Regions from separate parts of the Homo sapiens genome. Here region 1 is linked to region 2. Evidence: chromatin contacts called from ENCODE Hi-C or POLR2A ChIA-PET data. All regions are on one chromosome and are shown on one strand. Each heading gives the region's core, a stretch centred on a gene start or an enhancer-like site at or near the end of the contact. The rest is flanking DNA. Distances are from core to core; before and after follow the strand shown. Region 1 has its middle 89 kb from the start of LINGO1. Region 2 overlaps TSPAN3 (tetraspanin 3).

Evidence for each region. A loop is a pair of places that touch in the nucleus more often than their neighbours do. ChIA-PET counts read pairs that join two places held with the same protein, here RNA polymerase II (POLR2A). Pooled maps may share reads with other maps.
Region 1: a loop to region 2 is called in a pooled map, with 2.5 times the contacts of the local background. The contact joins two enhancer-like sites. A Hi-C loop is called at or near these places in 2 of 50 pooled maps. POLR2A ChIA-PET finds 5 or more read pairs at or near these places in 2 of 52 experiments (BJ and MCF 10A).

What each region holds. Positions count from the first base shown.
Region 1 is chr15:77,542,059-77,545,506 of GRCh38, forward strand. No RefSeq gene overlaps it. Among named protein-coding and RNA genes, the nearest start is that of LINGO1, 89 kb to the right of the region's middle. RefSeq lists an enhancer at 1-124 and a silencer at 1,628-1,842. Within about 2 kb of position 1,438, at least 21 of the 41 ENCODE cell types and tissues checked have a DNase peak (open chromatin) inside an H3K27ac peak, as active enhancers do.
Region 2 is chr15:77,057,939-77,061,394 of GRCh38, forward strand. The region is part of intron 1 of TSPAN3 (tetraspanin 3); the gene reads right to left. Among named protein-coding and RNA genes, the nearest start is that of TSPAN3, 11 kb to the right of the region's middle. Within about 2 kb of position 1,967, at least 6 of the 41 ENCODE cell types and tissues checked have a DNase peak (open chromatin) inside an H3K27ac peak, as active enhancers do.

The sequences.
Region 1 (3,448 bases), core at 188-2,687, 480 kb after region 2:
CTTTCTGGTTGCTCGTTGGCTGATGATGACAGTCAGTACTCCCTGCCTGCCCATGGGACTGACTACTGCAGTCTTGGGCACCCCAGCGATGTCCCAGAAGACTCTGAGGCAGGGCTCTCAGGGTACCCCAGGCAAAGAGCCAGGGACTGTAGAGAGACAAGAGACAGCAGCTGAAGAAAATTTCTCCCCATTAGAGCTGTTTGAGGTGGTGAGCTCCCCAAAGCCAAAGGCATGCAAGGAGAGGCCTTTCCAGTGATGATGGTGCTGGCACTGGCATGGCACAGGGCAGTGAGGGGCTGTCTTGGAAGGAAGGTCGATGTGGGCTCGGCCTATGTCTATCCTGGCTGTCTCCTTTTCCCCAACCCCTGAATTCCCAGAACCTTTAGGAACACTTGCTCCCCAACCCCTGCCCTCCCAAGGACTCGTCATTTTTCATCTGGGCTCTAGAGAGGAGGACAGCACTAAGAGGTGGTCCCGGGTCCAGCGACATCAAGCACCATAGGGCAGGTCCAACGCCCAGCACAGCTGTTTAGAGTGGACAGAAACGGGCTCAGCAGGGCAGGCCACATGAACCCTAGCCGCCCTCACGCATCCCTTCCAGAGCCTCCGCTCACACTCCTGGATCCCCCTCCATATCCTAGGCTCCTGTCACCTTCCTGCTCTCCTGCAGGGCCTGTGGGCCAGCCATGCCCAATTCACGACTCATTCAACCGACTCCCACTCCTTCGTGCCCTGCACCAGTTCCTCCCTGTCAGGAATACACTTCTCCACCTTTCATTCTGAGTCAGCTCAGAGGCCCCCTCCTTCAGGAGGCTTCCCTGGACTGCCTGGGCTGTGCCCACTGCCCCGCGGGGCTCCCCACCCCGGGCTTGCCTCCTAGAGCTCTCTCACCCACGGCCTGGTCACCATCTGCACACGGTTTTCCCGAGTGCATCATAAGGACCTTGAGGCAGTGACTCTGTGCCCCACATTTGCTAACAAATACTAATGAGAACATCAGCACAGCCCTGCCTCTCTCTGGGCCTCAGTTTCCCCCATCTGAGGCCCCATGTCTGGGCCTTGGCTTCCCCCAGGATCCCCTTTTGGCTGAGAAGGGTGGCCACGCCCGGGCTGTCAGAACAAGACAGAGGCCAGTCCGGGCAGCTCTGCCCTCCTCATCTCCGGGGGCGTCCCCTCCAGGTTTCAGGAATGAGCCTCAGGAACTGGGGTGTGGGGGCCCGGACGGGGAGGTCCTGGCACTCCCCGAAGCTTTGGTTCTCGTCTGCCAAATGAGGACACTTATCGGGGCTACCCACCCCTCCGGCTGCCGTGAGGCCTTGGAGATGGCAGCCAGACCGGACTTTCCCATCGGATCCGCCAGAACCCAGGCTTCCCAAGGCAGCAGCTCCCGCGCAGCCGCCGCCCGCTTCTGGCAAGCCCAGCCCACGGGCTCAGGGGTCCCTGGGGCTCTGCTGCCCTCCAGTGGCCGGAGGCCCCTGGGCACTTAGAACCCGTGAGCTCCGGATTAATTCCATGGGCTTCCGTCTCCACCTAGGACGGACAGAAATGGTAGCAGGGACTTGTTGAGGTCACTCAGCAAGCCAGGCGCGGTACATGGACCAGGACCTGGGGCTCCAGGGCCCCAGCACTTCCATGCCCAGGGAGGGCTTGTCCTCTCGCAGGAGACCAGCCAGGAGAGGGAGCTGTTCCCCACCTGCCCACGTGTCTCACCTGGGACACCCTCTGTGCTGTAGCCCTTCCCTGCTGGCCACTCTCAATGCTGGCCTAGACTGCCCCCCGCCCGGAGAAGTGTTTCTAGTGCCTGCCCAGGGGTCATCCCCAATACGTGGGCCAATGTTGGGGGCTTGGAGGGGTGGCTTAACCCCTTTCCTCCTTGATTAATCAAATACTTAAAATAATGGCTGAGGTCATGATTGATGGACAGAGCATAGCTAATTACCCTGGAGATTAAAACGACTGTTTCTGTTTAAAAAGGCTGCAAATGAGTTAATTATTTCCTTTGCTCACCTCTCTAACCTCGTTACACTTCTAAATGAATAGCAATATTGATCTTGGAACTGATTTTGGTGTTACACCGCCCGAGCGGGTTTAATTAGGGTTTGAAAATGCTGCAGTGCCTCCTCCTTCTGACCGAGGAAATTAGACTTGGGTTTTACTTACATTTCACAGCCGTGTCCTCCACACAGATAGAAGGGCTGGAACATGGCGCAGTGGTGCCTGTCATCCCCTGCCCTGCCCTGCCCTGGCTCCCAGCTCCACTCCCATCCAGAGCAGCACAGACTGACCCTTGCTTCTCACCTCTCAGGAAGACGTGGCAGGAAGGCCAGTGGGGTCAGCTTGTTTAGCCTTGTCTGGTCACAGATTGGGCTCGGAGGCTCGGATATGATAGGACAGAGCCTAGCATCACTTGACGAGGTGGGGGCAGGCCTAGGACCTGAACTATCACAGACTCCCAACTCTGGACCTTGACGGCTCCCTGACTGAGTTAATATTTCCTCTCTGTCCCTCCTCACTTCTCCAGATGCCTACGGAGCCTCCTGGTGCTCTACCCCACCTCCAGCTCCCTCCTGCCTCTCCTCTCCTTCTTAGAGCTCCATGAAGAAAGGCCCCAGCTCGATGAAGGTGGGGAATGAGAGGGGGAGCAGGGCCCAGGATACCAGCACCCCTGCCCTGGATCTGCAGCTGACATCTAGGTGACCATGCCCTGTATCTGGGCCTCCCTACTCTGAATCTGACAGTCTGTCTATATCACTCCCTCCCACCTCCCCCAGCCAGAATTTTCAAGAGCAAGTAGCATCTCTGGGAGCCAGAGCCAGAAGGGTAGGGTAGTGAGAGTGAGCAGGACAGGCTTGGGCCAAGGATATAGGACTGAGTGGGTCTGCTCCTTCTTATTCCAAATAAAACCTTCCCTTGACCCTGGCTCTCCTCTGCCATGGCCAGATCTGTCCCAGTCTCACTTCTTTTTTTAATTTTTCCAGAGACAGAGTCTCCCTCTGTTACCCAGGCTGGAGTACGGTGACAGGATCACAGCTCACTGCAGCCTTGAACTGCTGGGCTTAAGTGATCCTCCCACCTCAGCCTCCCCAGTAGCTAGGACCACAGATGTGCACCACCATGCCCGGTTATTTTTTAAAAATTTTTGGAGAGATGGGGTCTTGCTGTGTTGCCCAGGCTGATCACAAACTCCTGGCCTCAGGTGATCTTCCTTCCCACCTTGGCCCCAGTCCCAATTACTGAGAGTTGTGTACATTCACTGCCCCCGTCTCTGACTTCCTCCCCACGCCTCTGCCCTCTGTTTTTTATGTCTCCCAGATAAAACGATTCTTACTGAGGTCACCAGCAACCTCTAAGTTGCTGAACAAAGTGAGCGCTCTGTTCAGGGGGTCTGGGCATGGATCTACCTGACAGCTTCTCTCCTTCCTGCAGTGGCACTGGCTCCTGGGTTTCC
Region 2 (3,456 bases), core at 717-3,216:
TACATTCCTATCATAGCAAAAGGTACCAGACATCTAATTTTTCTGGTCAAACATCTGAGGATTAACTTTCCTTGCCCCACCTCTATAACCCATAAATCACAAAACTTCAACTTTACTTCCAAAACATTATTCGAATACCTCAACTCCTCTTCAACCCCACTGCAGTGCTTCTGTCTTAATTTGGGCCTTATCTTATCCCCCTAAATCTTACTTATTGACTCTCCCTGCATCTTAATACATTCTTTATACTACCAGGGTTATATTTATTAAAAATACAAACCAGATCAAGCCATAGCCTTACTTAAAATCAGGATGAGGCAAGTGAGTCCCCGATGAACCAAGCTATTCCTCCTTTTCAGCCCCAGATCTCATTACCCCTTGTGAACTATGAACAATATAGAACTGTTATACCCAAATGGACCACATATTCTCTCACTTCTTTGCCTCCGCTGTTCTCTCTAGAATGCTCTCTTCAAATGCCTGGGAACTCCTTGTCGCTCATTAAGATGAAGCTTAAATGTTACCTCTTCCTTTTGGAAGCCATTCTTGACCATTTCAGGCTGGATTAGCTGCCCTTGGTGGACACAAACATCTCCCAGTGCATGGTTCTAACAGAATATTTATCGAAACGGTTGCAATTATAGCTATACCTGTCTCAACACACCTTGAGAGCACGAATTGTACCCATCTGTCCTTCACCCTTGTATCATCTAGAACAGTACTTGGCAGACAGCAGGTATCAGTTAAAGTTTATTGAGTACACCTCATCTCACCCCTTTCCCTTGAAATCACCCTCCCAACTCTATCATAAGCTTTGGTTTGTATTTGCGTTGGTTTGTATTTGTATTTGGTTTGTATCTGGTTTCTCTTCAGTTCAATGCTTATAGCTTTTAGTTCACTATTCAATTATTTGGCAACTGAATCCAGCTTGCTGAATTCTGATGGCCATTACATCTGGAATATGTTAATATATCGTAAATATGTCATAAATATAAACACTGTACTTACAGCAAACTGCCTGTTCAAAGGTTCTCAGAGTTCACTGACATATTTGCTTTTGGGGCATGGTACTAGAGAATGAAGGTGAGCACAAAAGTGGGGGGGAGTGGAGAAGAGAAATAGTTTAATTTATCTTAATTTTATTTTATTTTATTTATTTTTTGAGACGGAGTCTCACTCAGTCGCCCAGGCTGGAGTGCAGTGGCGCAATCTCAGCTCACTGCAGGCTCCGTCTCCCAGGTTCACGCCATTCTCCTGCCTCAGCCTCCCGAGTAGCTGGGATTACAGGCGCCCGCCACTACACCTGGCTAATTTTTTGTATTTTTAGTGGAGACGGGGTTTCACCGTGTTAGCCAGGATGGTCTCGATGTCCTGACCTCGTGATCCGCCCGCCTCGGCCTCCCAAAGTGCTGGGATTACAGGCGTGAGCCATTGCGCCTGGCCAGACATAGCTTAATTTTAATTTGGGTGCATTTATTACAGAAGTATGTCAACTACTTAACACTCTTCCCAAATACCCCTTTTTATTGACTACTTGTGTGATATATATTCACACACATGTACACACACACATTTTGCTAAAGTAAATAGTATCAGTCCTCACGCTAAATTAGAAGCAATCTGAAGTGCAAATTAATCAAATTTTGTCATTTGTTTTTATTAGACGTTTCTCTATCCTTTAATGTTGTAGGTTTTTTTTACTCTAAAAGGCAGTATTTATTTCTTAAAAGGCTTGAGTTAAAATGAATTCCATTTCTGAGCTTTCGGTACACCTACTGAAACTTCACTAGCTTTAGCCTATGTAAATTCGAATGAAAATAAGAGAAAACTGGAGGCCATATGTACTTAACAATCAACCTGAAGCACAGTTCACTGAAGAACTACTTGCATTTTAGATATAAATTGATGAGTTTTCAATCTAAAGAGGTTCCTATGAGACTCACACTTAGTGCTGCTTGGAGGTGGGCCAAGGGAAATGTTTCCTCTGCTGCCACTGCCTCTCCCCCCTAAAAGAGGCACTCATCTGAAACTGAGACTACAAGAAAGCAGAAAAACCAGCAACAGAGACAACCAGATGCACAACAAATGCAATGGAGGGCTGTGGGGAGATGCCATTTGTAAAGCTGCCTCTTCTTTTCTGATAGACTCTACAACAGTTTTTTTTCCCAGGCTGCAGTCAACATCCAAGTCACACAACAAGATGAGAACATAACAAAGCTCTATTTGGCAACATATAGTTAAAGGAACTTACTAGTTGCACACACCAAAGAGAAAACTGCACGGATTGCTGATATGAAACTATACACATCAAATTGCTTATAAATAGACGATGTGTTTCCTAAATTGAAAACAGCTTCAAATTTTGCTTTTACTGAAATCTGTATATGGTGCTTATATCTTAAGCTGTATAATAAACAATTATGAAATGACACTGGTTACTTTGAAAATATAGAAGAGGTATCCCAGTAGCAGCTGAAGACCTAAAAACAGCCAAAAGTAATTGTTGTAATGATATCCAACCATCAATATGAAAAACACCCAAAAGAACATGGGAAACAGTATAGTAAATGGAAGAGAGGTTCTAAGAAATTCCTAACTAGTATGCATAGGGACTTTGTCATCCCTCAGATTTTTAATGCAGAAATTGTGGCTATCAGAAAAGCTATATAAAAGGTGAGCTTAAATTCTTCTTTTGAAGGGCCATGATGGGATTGAGATCTATCAAAGGATCTGAGCTTTGCCAATAAAGCAGCTGCAAAGGAGGGGGCTGGGGAGGAGGGAGGTGCAACAGAAAAGGAGATGAAATGTAGAACTTGGAAGCAGCTGAACTGCTTTAGTCACCACTGAGAAAATCTGAGCCTGTAAGGAGGATTTGTGCCAGGACAGTGTACTAAAAATATTCATCCTTTTTACAAAGAAGTGAAAGGAAATTTAGGCAAAAGGCTGAGGTCTGAAATTACAGAAAGAATAATTTTTAAAAAACCATTATTCTTTATCTTTTAATAAGCCTATACTCTAAATTAAGTCACAACATTTTAAAACTTTAGGAGAGCCAGTGCTTTTCCACTAAGCTGTCTAAAAAATAAAGCCATCTTGTTATAAAATTTTGCAAGTATATGAGTTCCAAAAGTATGATACTTCATTTTATGCTTTTACCCTTCCTCTACATATGCACAAATGTGAAATATCTTAAAGAGATTTCATTCTTATATGAGATTGCTTTTTCCATAGCTTAGAAACTAGTTTTTGGGGGGGTAATTTTCAAATATTCTATGAAAGAGACAAGTAGATAAAATGTTAAAATCTGGGCCAGGCGCAGTAGCTCACACCAGTAATCCCAGCACTTTGGGAGGCCAAGGCCGGCAGATCATCTGAGGTCATGAATTCGAGACCGGCCTGACCAACATGCAGAAACCCCGTCTCTACTAAAAATACAAAATTAGCCGGGCGTGGTGG